2 separate regions of the Homo sapiens genome follow, and region 2 is linked to region 1. Evidence: chromatin contacts called from ENCODE Hi-C or POLR2A ChIA-PET data. All regions are on one chromosome and are shown on one strand. Each heading gives the region's core, a stretch centred on a gene start or an enhancer-like site at or near the end of the contact. The rest is flanking DNA. Distances are from core to core; before and after follow the strand shown.

The links. A loop is a pair of places that touch in the nucleus more often than their neighbours do. ChIA-PET counts read pairs that join two places held with the same protein, here RNA polymerase II (POLR2A). Pooled maps may share reads with other maps.
Region 2: a map of CD14-positive monocyte shows a loop between it and region 1 (5-fold over the local background). The contact joins two enhancer-like sites. A Hi-C loop is called at or near these places in 11 of 168 maps with a recorded cell type or tissue (CD14-positive monocyte, HCT116, K562 and 6 more), 25 of 37 single-sample maps with no recorded cell type and 18 of 50 pooled maps. POLR2A ChIA-PET finds 5 or more read pairs at or near these places in 4 of 52 experiments (HCT116, MCF 10A, PC-9 and 1 more).

The regions. Positions count from the first base shown.
Region 1 is chr13:44,257,464-44,263,629 of GRCh38, reverse strand. No RefSeq gene overlaps it. Among named protein-coding and RNA genes, the nearest start is that of MIR8079, 64 kb to the right of the region's middle. Within about 2 kb of position 3,834, at least 16 of the 41 ENCODE cell types and tissues checked have a DNase peak (open chromatin) inside an H3K27ac peak, as active enhancers do; they include CD14-positive monocyte, where a contact is called at or near this core.
Region 2 is chr13:44,290,371-44,296,536 of GRCh38, reverse strand. No RefSeq gene overlaps it. Among named protein-coding and RNA genes, the nearest start is that of SERP2, 80 kb to the left of the region's middle. Within about 2 kb of position 2,261, at least 3 of the 41 ENCODE cell types and tissues checked have a DNase peak (open chromatin) inside an H3K27ac peak, as active enhancers do; they include CD14-positive monocyte, where a contact is called at or near this core.

The sequences.
Region 1 (6,166 bases), core at 2,585-5,084:
CAGGGCACGTGCATTTTACAGCATGTATGCCATGTGAAGCCATTCTCAGGGCCTCACCATGAACAGTATGTGAAATAAAGCATCATGCAGATTTGGAGGCAACTGATCACATTTAACACAGAGAGCAACATCTACTCAGAGGGTATTCTGGGATCATTTAGCACCCCCAAAATGATTCTGGAGGCAAAGAGTATTGCATATCTCAATAGCCACCGAAGGCCTTGTTCTGTTTCCAGAGGTACAAATATTGGTGATCAAAACAATACCAATACGTCACCAAGAAAAGCTAGATATGTATGCATATATACATGCATGCACACACATATATATAGATTCTAAGGTGATGAGTGTATAGTAATATTTCAGGAAGATTTCCTACTGACTTGATAACATAAAACAGGGGAAAACATCAATTTTGTGGAAAATGAAGTTCTGTGAACTATGACTTTCTAGTACAATGTCATAAGAATTAAGAGTTCTTATGCATGGATTTCACAGAAACACTGCTAGAGTGGGAGGGATTTTTCAATCCTCTGTTATGGCGGTTTAAAAATAATTATCAGCCTTAGAACCCTTTTTACAATAGGATCTTGTGCAGGAACCCCATCTATATGTGAAAACCCTTCTCTCTCTTGTGGGGAAGGAGCTGTAAGAATGGTGGTTCCAGGTTCGAGTGTTGTATTCGTTAGCTCAGGCTGCTGTAACTAAGTGCCACAGAGTGGATAGCTTAAACAATAGAAATTTATTTCTCATAGTTCTGGAGGCTAGAATTCCAAGATCAAGGTGCCAGCATGGTTTCTGGTGAGGGCCCACTTCCTGGCTCATAGATGGCCTCCTGTCTGCATCCTCACATGTCAGGTAGAGAGAGAGAGACAGCAAGCTCTCTCGCGTCTCTTCTTATAAGGGCACGAACTTCATCACAAGGACCTTATCTAAACCAAAGGAACTTCCAAAGGCCCTGTCTCCAAATACCATCCCATTGGGGGTTGGGGCTTCAACATATGAATTTTGGGGGAACATAATTCAGTGCACAGCAGATGTGGAAGCTGAGATCTACGGAGATCCTGTGGCTCATCTAAGCAGAGGGGGACTTGTTCCTAGGTCTGATAGCATCTAATCCAGGGCTCCTTGCCTTCTAATGCACAGCTTTGACCTCCAGAACCACCCTGGGTCCTGCCTCCTTAGTCTCTTTTGTCCTTGTGAGAGCTGGGTGGGTTTAAGAAAGTATTGGAAAAGGAGGCTGCCTTTCCCAAACATTATCAGGAGCAATATTAATAATTATATTAGACACAGCCCTCATTTATAGACCCCTGACTCAAGTCAGTGCCGTTCTAAGTTCACATATAATATTTCATTTGCCCCTCACAATGATTCTAGGGAAACGTATTCTCTCTTTTCTACTTTACAGAGCGAGTACAGAGGCATCATGCAAGGTCACACAGCTATAAGTGGCACAGCTGGGGACTCACCCGGGCTGTCTGGCTCCCGAGTTTATGCTCTTAATCAGTACCACCTTAGGGATGGGATGGTCAACAACACAATCAGGAGGTGGGTGAGGGTCAGCCCTCCCCTGAGCTGGGTGCACTGGAATACACCTACCATCCCCTGGTCAGGGCTCAGGCCAGCACATGGGGCTGATTTTGTGAAAAGTTGTAAGCATAAGCAAATAATGGGTGTTTGCCAAGTTGAAGACAGGCATAGAATTGAATCTTCTGTCTCTCCTAATGTCAAATAATGAAGTAGACAGTCGTATTCTTGGCATATTATGAATTTCTTGTTTTCTAGTTGGACAGAGATCAAGGGTCTCTTGGTTTAGAATCACAGGACCAAGGGATAATGCAAGGCCTGTTAAGACCTTTTGGTGCCATTGGCCAGGACCACATGGAGCAGGGGGTCATTTTGGTATTAAACAGTGACTGCTGGTCTATCCTCTAGGGGGTGATAATCTCCCCTTCCTCTTCTTGATGGACATTTATTCAATAGTCACCAAGGAGATTCAGCAATCTGGGTGTCCTACAGCCTAGATATGCTGTCCTGTGTTGTTGAGGTTTATGCCTGGACTTTGATTGATGCCAGCCCCTCCAAAGGCTCTTTCCACAGCTGTTGCTTCTGGTTGGATGGTGCACTCACTGTGCTCAGCACCTCAGGAAGGGATTGAGGGTTGTGAATAGTGGAGATGTGTAGGGAGAGTAGGGAATATGTTTCACTGCCAATATACAAGCAGTATATCAGATTTGGGAATTCTACTGGCAAGGGTTGAGTCTTTGCTTGTCACCGGGCTAAAAGTTGCTTCACCTTTCCAAACATCAGCTTCCTCACTTACCAAGTATAACCACTGCATTGCAAGTTGTTGTCTCGATTAATTGAAGATGCTTGCCATACAGTAGGGACTCAACCATGTTAGCTTCTCCCCCCAGATGCTAGGGGCTGTGTGCTTTCATGGAAAGAAATGCTTCTGCTAGACTTAATTGACATCATCTTTGGTGGGTCTTTTCTTTGCTTCTGACCACACGTCTTTTAAACTTGAGATGCTTTTATGCTTCCGGGTAACAAGCAAAAGTCAGGCCAAGGAGGAAGCAAAACTAGGATTTATTGGTGGGGGGTCATGGAATAGGGATGTTAGAGATTAGCAGAAAAGAACTGCAATGATTTAAAAAGGCAAAAAAAAAAAAAAAAAAAGAATATCCTGGAAAGAAATAATTACATTTAAGTTGATTTCATTGTATCAAGTCTTAGAGTGCTTTTAAAATTATGGTTTTATGTCATGTTCTCAAGTGCAGCCTCAATGAAGAATCAGTCTCCCAGAAAGATTCAAACAGTTGAAATAGGGGAATTAGAAGATGAAGACCTTAAAAAAATCACCCACCAGCATGGGGATGAGGAGAGAGAAGCATCTTCACAGGCTCAGAATCCTATTTGATCCCAGATTCTTCCCCAAGTCAATATTCATTTAACACACTTGTCCCAGGGGACAGAGCTGGTTAACAGGAAATGTGCCCTTGAAGAGTTAAAAAATTATCTTACTCTTCTTCCCTGCAGATTTTAGTTTTCCCACCAACTGTTTAGTAGCAAGGAGCAACTGATGCGTTATGCTGTGTCTTTCCTATGGGAACACGCAGTTTGGTGGCAAAGAAACAGAGTAAAAAAAAAAAAAAAGTTACCCAAGTGGAATTGACAAGGGTGAAGGGATTCTGATTGGCCAATGTAGAATGTTAGAAAGTTATTCATGGAGACAAAGCACACAGATTTAATTTAATATTGATTTCAGCTTCAGGAGGAAAAAACTGCTCTTGCAGCTGAGCGTGGTGTCATGCAGAAATCTGTTTTTTCATTAGGAGCAGGACTCTCTTCTCCTCCCCATAGCCTCCCCACATGCATATCTCTTACACTGGTGGCATTTTGAGGGGCTGTTTTTTCACCCCAAGGGCAATGGAGGGCAGCACATATAGTGCATTCCGTCCAAGTCACCCCTGGAGAGTGACCAGGAAATCCCACACAGAGCAATTCCCTGAATCAGATGTTTTGCTATCTTATAGCCTAGGTTTGTTAGGATTTTCTCTAACAAGCCTAGAGCCTGTTCTTAAAATGACTTTTAATAACCATCACTCTGGTTTTGCCTCCTTGACACAAGGGGGTTTAAAAATAACCAGTGTTAGGATCAGACACCAGGTTCACTATCACTCTGGTACCCATTTCTGGTGCATGTTTTCCTTTTAAGCCATGAAGAAAATGACATCATTCAGGGCCCTGGCTGCTGTGTGTGGTGTCTTCCTGTATCTCCGAGCACAAACACTCACCCATTCATCCCCTGGCTGCCTGACCACCTGAAAACGTGACTGATACAGAAATAGTGCCAGGCAAGGAACAGGTGGGTGAGCTGAGCTTGGGGTCCTGCCAGCCCTCCCATCGTGGAATAAGAAATCTTGCGAATAAACACCGTATGATTTAATTGAATCTGAGCGAGAAGATAGGGTTTTTACAGAAACTAATTATGGCAGGCAGCTAGGCATATTAGTGCAGTAAATCTCGCTGATGTCAAGCCCTGGAGCTGCTGCTGTGTGGTGTTATTTTCTCTCTTTCTCTCTCTCTCTTCCTTTGCTCCTCAGTTTCTTTCATTCAATCTCTCTCCACTTTCTTTCACCTCTCTGCCTTCTTCTTGGCATGCTTAGATTTCAAATGGGGGGACAGCACCCGTAGCCCACTGATTTCCCTGTATCAGGTCGATAAACATATATGGTTCTGTGTGTGTAAAAGTGTGTGCATGTGGTTGTGTTTTGTCCTCTCTGCCTGTAATGGGAATGACAATTCAAGATAGAAATGGTATAATGAGTCATCTATAGCAGGCAGGGGTGGGGGAAAGTGGTGGGTACAAAAATGATTCAGACAAACTCTCTGCCTTCTTATCATTGGTGACATGGGGGCGGGGGCAGTGGTTATGAAAAGGGGAAGAAGAAAGTTATGTAAACAGCTGTCTTGGAAACATCAGGCAGAATGAGGTACAGTCGCCATGAGACTGCAGAGAGAGGGGTTTTAATGTTGACTACAAGATCTGGATCTAGCGTCATTAAGCTCCTTTCCTTCAAGGCCGCTTTCTGTTTCACTTAGGAACAGAACACTTGACTAAGGACTATAAGTAAATAAACTCGTAAATGCACTTTTTATTTCCTTAAAAAGTCTGGATGTAAGTGGCCCCGGAGTTTGTTGGCTGACTTGGTTATCTTTCCAGGCTTTCCCAGCCTCTCCATTGCCATGCTCCATGCTGCTGGCTTTTGTCCTCATGCTTCTTGGTTTTAGGGTGCTTATTGGTGGTTTCCGTCCTTGCATGAGCATCATAAGGGCAAATCTTCTCTTTATTAGGCTCTAGATTTTTATTTTTTAAGAAACAAAAGTCTTTTCTAAAGCCCTCAATACTTTTTTTTTATATTTCCTTCTCAGTCCATTTGGTCTACTATAACAAAATACTGTAGAGTGGGTAATTTATAAACAACAGAAATGTATTGGTAAGAAGGGAGGCTGGGAAATCTAAGATCAAGGAACCAGCAGATTTGGTGTGTGGTGAGGGTGCGTTTCCAGGTTCATAGATGGCGCCATCTTGCTGTGCCGTTACATGGTGGAAGGGGCAAGGTGGCTCTCTGGGGCCTCTTTTGTAAGGACACTAATCTCATTCATGAGGGTTCCACGCTTATGACCTAATCACCTCCCAAAGGCCTCACCTTCTAATACCACCACCTTGGTGATAAGATTTCAACATATGAATTTTGGTTTGGACAAAAACTTTCAGTTCATAGCAGTAAGTATCTAGCAAAGGGGAATGAAAGAGAGCCATGATTCCTTTCTTAGGGATGGTTGCATTGTCACCCTATTAAAATTAAGATTCTCCCATATATATCATGTTTTGTCCTATACATACATATATACCTAGAATATAGTTTAGTTTATAAATTAGACACAGGAAGAGATTAACAACAACTAATAATAAAATAGAACAGTTACAACAATATGCCAGCCTCACTATTCTTGTACTTTGGGGCCATTATTAAGTAAAATAAAAGTTACTTGAATACAAGCACGGTGATGTGACATTGGATCTGATAACTGAGTGACTAATGGGTGGGCAGCATACATAGTGTGGATACACCCTGGACAAAATAGTGATTCACGTTCCTGGGGGGATGGAGCAGGATGGTGTGAGATTTCATCACGACACTCAGAGTGTCATGCGATTTAAAACTTATGAGTTATTTATTTCTGGAATTTTTCATTTAATATATTTGGACCATAGTTGACCATGGGTAACTAACATGCAAGAATAAAGGGAGACTACTGTATACCCATGCTCATAGAAGCATTATTCACAATAGCCAAAAAGTGGAAGCAAGCCAGGTGCCCATAAAGGAAGGAGCAGATAAGCAAAATATGGTCTATACATACAATGAAACATTATTAAACCTTAGAAAGGGAGGGAATTCTGACACATGCTACAACATGAATAAATTTTAAGGACATTATACTAAGTGAAATCAGTCTGTTACAAAAAGAAAAATGCTGTACGATTCCGCTTACATGAGGTACATAGTCACACTCATAGAGACAGAAAGTAAAATGGTGCATTCCAGGGGCTGGAGATATAGGGGAAATGAGGAGTTATTGTTTAATGAACACAAGG
Region 2 (6,166 bases), core at 1,012-3,511, 34 kb before region 1:
GAGTGAGTAAAGAGGGGTGTTACAGGGGACCAGTGGTGGGGGCTGTGCGGAAATAGATAGCTCCTCACCATCTCAAAGGAGGAGCTGCTACTGCTCTGCCAGAGGAATACTGTTGATGTGAATGGAACTGGGCATTACTAGATAGCCCAAGGTTCCAGGAGTGGGGAAATGAGTTTATATGAGATTTTCACTGTGTTTAAATTTTGGAGATCCAGTGAATTTAAACATTTTTTTCCCCACAGTTAGTATTGGCTAAATAAAATAAGACTTTGGGCTGGCCTCCACTGGGGGCCTCTCATCTGCGCTTCTGTTTTAGGCAATGTCATGTTTCTTTTTCTTTCTCTCTCAAAGACTGTCTCTCACTCCTAGGGTCTGCTCCCTCAGGACCCAGGGAGGTGGCTGATCAGATAATTAAGTTCTGAGCTTCATAATGGCTTCATGGTGACAAATTTGCCATTGCCTTCCAAGCTATGACCTGGAGGTACTGGGGCTGATAGGGAAAACTGAGGCCCCATAGGAGGTGGGAGTGATCTCAGGGTGGGCTGGCCCTTTTGGTCCTAGCCCTCAACAGACCCTATGGGCAGCCCATGAGCTCTGACCCTATCTAGAGTTAGTTCCCTCTTCAAGTTTTCTGGGGGAACTCAGTGATTATTTACAAATGGCTGCACGTGGGCCTGGGGCTTGGGATGGAGAAGGGTTGGCTCTGGGGGAAGGCAACTGCAGAAATGCAGGAGTGACTGGCCCAGAAGCCTTCTCTGTGTAGCTTAGGTTTAGCATTAAGGCCCTATCTGCATTGCCCAATATAGTAGCCACTAGTCACATGAGGCTATTTAAATTTAAATTCATTAAAATTACATAAAATTTAAAAAAATGTTGGTCCTCGGTTACACTAGCCACATTTCAAGTACTCAATAGGCACATTGAGCTGGGTGGCTACTGCATTAGCTGGTGCAGATCTGGGACATTCCATCACACAGATAATTCTATTGGACAGCACGGCTGGGCCACCAGCCCATGAGGAAACAGGCCTGGGGATCCGGAGAACTGAATTTTGGTCTTAGTCCAGGTACCCACTGGCTTTGTGACACAGTCAAATGGTTTAATTCCTCTGGATCTTGTTTCTTCATTGGTAAAAAGGAGATAACATTTTTCTACAAGATTCCCTTGAGAATCAAATAAAAATACAATCGTGTTGGCATTATAGTGATTAATAATGTTAACAAGGCCCATGACTTCCTAGCCAGATGCTGTCCTGAATGAGGGGAAGAAGCCTTTACTCCTCTCACTTGGTCTTCAATCTAATTCTTGGATTTTACTGTATTAACTTTGCTTAGCATAACCTCAGAAAGATTCCCTAGGTTCATGTAGGCAGGGAGGATGAGCAAGAAGGAAGAACTGTGATGTGGATGCTGCTCCATGAGTTGGGTAATGCCCAGTTTGCACAACTGTCCAAGGTAGACTGGGGGAGGTTCAGGGTTTCTTCACTGGAACCAGTGAAGAAAGGAGAACTGGAGGGGTCAAGCGGATCTGGTTAGCAGTGGATATTGGTAATGCTGAAAAGCTGCAGGGGATCAGCTCTAGTGCCTGGCATGTGGTAGAAGCTGAAGAAATACTTGTTAAATGAATGAATGAACCATGCAGAGGGTAAAGACTAATGGGCAATGGGCAACTTCTGATGACCTTGGCTGCTCTGCTGACTTCTCCATCAATATAAAGTCTTGAGTTAATGGGGCAAGGGAGTGGAGCAGGATTAACCTGCAAATAGGATGCAGAAAATACAAAGGATGTATTTCTTGGGCATCTGCTATGTTCTAAGTATTCTGCATGTTTCTGTGTATTTCTTACAAATATCCTGCAAGGTAACTGTCTTTATCTCCATTACGTAAGTGTGAATTGCCCAAAGTCACATATTCTTGTGCAACCATCAGTTGCAGATCCAATATTTAAACCTTAAATCCATACCTTCCTGCCTATGCCAAATGACCCCTAAACAGGTAGCATGTTCTCTCTGAGGACATGTTGCCCAAGCTTTAATGCAATAAGTTGCAGTAATCTCTGAATTTTAGGGGGACTCTTGACTTGACTAATGCTTCTTTTGGTTTAGTTTTTGTTTTAAACTGGCTTGTTTCTGCACAGCACCATTTATACAAGGAATTCACAGCACTTTGTGATTAGGTTCCTTGAACATGCAACAGCATTAAAGTTGTTTTTTATCCCATCTGTAAATGCAGAAAATACAGTGCAAGGAAGTCATGTGACTTGTCAGAGTGTAAAAGTGAGTCATTGGTGAAGTGTGTACAGAAATGAGGACTGTTAAGACTATTTTGAGAACTGACATGAATCTAGGATGTATAATATTATGTATCTATTGTTGTAGTTATGGAATTGTTTAATATTTTTTGCTTCTTTAACTTCAGTGCTTGCAATTGTATATTCCAGAATGCAACAAAGCAATGCCAAGAGGCTTTCAATGACAGAACACAGGCATCAGTTACAGGCCGTTCTGCCTGGAGATTAGTTTCTCTTATGCGAACAGCATGTTGAGTCACATCAGATCTTACTTACTACTTTTGTTTCTATTAATGGCTTTGCAAACTCTCAACTTGCAAGTGTGTCTGCATGGCTAAGGATGTTTGAAGGAATGAACATCAGAGAATTGTAGGGGAGCCCTCTGCCCTGGTCCTTCCTGGACCTTTCCTTTCACATTTACCCCCTAGATGAGGTCTTTCAATTGCAGATGTAACCACGTCCCCTCATGTTCCAATGAGGACCAACCTGGGAGCCTAGATGTTCTGAGACAGGGTCTCCCAGGCTTGGAATGCCCAACTCTGTTCTCGAAGTTGCTGGAAGGCAGCCTGGACGTAAGAGAAGAAAAAAAAATTAAGTCAATCATGTGTACAACTCCACAGTGGCTCTGATACCGAGTTCCTCAAAATGTGTTTCACAAGATGTCAGTTCCATGAACCGCTCTGTGATAAACAGATTCCAGGTCCAAAGATCTGGGGAAAGTTGTGGGTGATGTCACCCATGCAGAGACCCACAGTGTAAATCAGCATATTGGAAATGACAGGAGGCCCTGTAGAAAAGAAACCCATCTCTTTTCGTTTAAGATACTGATATCTTTTGGATGTTTGTCTCCTCCTAATCTCATGCTGAAATTTGGTCTGCGGCGTTGGAGGTGGGGCCTTTTGGGTCATGGGGATGGATCCTTCATGAACGGCTTGGTACCCATCTTGTGGGACTGAGTATGTCCTTGCTCTTAGTTCTCATGAGCTTTATTTGTTAAACAGTCTGGCACCTCCTTCCTCTGCCTCTCTTTCCACTATGTGATCTCTGCATGGCAGCTCCGCTTGCCTTCTGTCACGAGTGGAAACTTCCTGCAGCCCTCACCAAAAGCAGATGCTGACACTATGCTTCTTGTACAGCCTGAAGCACTGTGAGCCAAATACACCTCTTTTCTCTATAAATCACCCAGGCTGAGATATTCCTTTAGAGCAATGCAAAAGGACTAAGATAGATAGTTTTTCTAAAATTTTCTTGAATGTGGAACTCTACTCCCCCTCCCCCATCACATCTCTGAATATCCCAGGAAAATACTGACCACTGAGGGAAGAGGCAGATGCAGAAGACTGGATCTACTGGCTGAAAGAGTGAACCCACTTCCATTGCCTGTTACTCAGATTAGTAAATCCCAGACTCTGTTTAGTAAATCACCATGGTAGCAGGAAGCTGACATAATAATATTCAAAGCACATAAAAGTGCATTCACTTTGACCAGAAAAGCTCCCCTGTCACATGCAATGCTTAGCAAAAAGAAAAGGACTACAGGCTGGCCCTCCCAGAAGCCTGATCATTCTCAGTGACTTCCTCAGAGAACTCCTGCTGACTCCTCACTCAGCGTTGGCCTTCTTCACTGTATACTCTCTGAGAACCTGTTCCTTTCCTTCAGAGCACTCATCTCCATTGGAATTAGTGATCCACTATCATGGTTATTGGTTTATGGCTTTCATTTGACTAAAAGCAGCAAGAGAATACAGACTAATCCTTAATAGGTCTTCAGTAAATATGTGTCAAAATTTTTTATTAAATCCATTAGGGGTCATAAAAAATCCACATCCCTTGGGACTCATTAAACCAGACACTTCTTCACCCTCTAGGCAAAAATCTGTATGAGTTTGCTAGGGCTACTGTAACAGATTTCTACAAACTTAGTGGCTTAAAACAACAGAAACTGACTCTGTCATAGTTTCAGAAGCCAGAAGCCTGAAATTGGGGTGTGGAGGTTGATTGCTTCCGAAGGCTCTGAGGGACGCTCTGTTCCAGGCCTCCCTCGGCTTCTGGAGGCTCCTGGGAATCCTTGGTGTTCCTTGGCATGTAGACATATCACTTCAGTCTCTGCCTTGGTCTTCTTCTCCTCTCTGTGTGTCTCCTCAGAGATGCCCATAGAAAAACTCCGAATCTCTCACGTGTAACAAATGTTTACATGAAACCTTCTGCCGCAACACCATGTCCTTTCCCACCAGCAATTATCCACCCACATCCTTCTATCTTTTTTTGTGGACATCCAAGGTTCTCTAAAAACTGGAGGCTTACTCCTCTCACTCTCATTAAGTCTCTCAACAGACATTTGTTGGTCTTCCCTGAAGGGTAATAAGATTTCCCCAGATGGAGAAGACAAAGGCATTTCTGGTGGTGAAAACATAAGGAGCAAACCTTGGTCTGGTTGAGAAACAGAGAATAGTTAATCTCTTTCTTTCTCTTTCCCTGCTTCCTCGTGCCTGCAAGCCACAGAATTCCCAAATTACCCATTCACACACCTTGTCCTTAGCCACAGCAGGGCCAGATTGGTGTGGCTGCAACTATAGACAGGAGAGCTGCTGTAAAAGAGGTTGCTAGGTTGTGAGCAGAAAAACCCAGGCAGTTAACAAAATCAGAACTAGGAATTCCACCTTCCCCCTGGAAACTCACCTCTTGGATGAACTACATGATGACTGTGAAGTCTTGGGTAGCGGCTGCCCCTGAAAGAAGTAAGGCTGAATGTAAACTTGCTCGTAGAGAGTTTTGGTTCTGCATGATAATTCACTTCCTCCGGGGGTAAGATGAGAGCCAAAGAGCTAATCTAGAAAATTGAACTAGAAAAATGTCCTGCCCTACTTTCAATAAACTATAGAATTTATGGCTTCCCTTATGAATGTACATCTCAGGTAAATATATTGGTGGAGCATGGGAGGTGCCCTGTCTTTGAGCATTGAAGCGGGTCACCTTTGGAGCCATGGTTACCTGTTGGGCTAGGATTCCCCGTCCCAGAAAAGCTCTCCTCTTTGCGAGTCCCTTGCACACCTTCATCTTTCCCCTTTCAAGCCCCAAATATGCACTGTTACAGAGTAACGCCACTGGGCAGAATAATATCTGGCATAGAATAATACCTCTTATTGTCCCATATTACTTCGGATGAGGTGTTGAGGGCATAATGACGGCTCCATCAATATACCAAGAAGAAAAATGAAAGAAGAGGCAGTGTTTTGTCTTTTTCTGGTCATAGGGAAGGGGAGAGAAGGTACGTCTGAAATAATCCATTTGGTGTTTTCATCTACTCCCTAAAAAAAAAAAAAAAAGTAAAATGTGAACCCACATTTTATGAGGAAGAGCTTGAGAAAAAGAAATGAAATGCTGAGGAAATTTCTTAATGATTGCCAAATACATACCTTGCCTGAAGAAAAATATGTTTCTGAGAATTTTGTAGGAAAAGAGCAAAGAACAATGCAGTAACATCAATGTCTATGTCTGTGGAGGCAGGAAATATTTTCTCAAAATTAAACTTCAAACAGATATTGATGATTTCAATATTGAGACACTTAGACAGAGGAAACCTCGGATGGGTTTTAAAATTTCACTTTCTAATATTCTTCTCCTTTCTTTACAGGATGCCAAATATAAGAACTTCAGAATTAAATCTAAGGGATGTAGTACTTGGTATTCTGGAAGTATTCACTAGCAAATATGTCAGACCCTAATAACGATGGGTCTGACATATTTACACGAGAGAGAAAAGACATCTTTTTAATTCTTTCAGATCAGGCATATGAAATGTATTTCATTAACCCTGATGCATTAGAGACCCTCAGCTCACATATTTTATTTTGCAAAAGAGCACTATGTACATTTC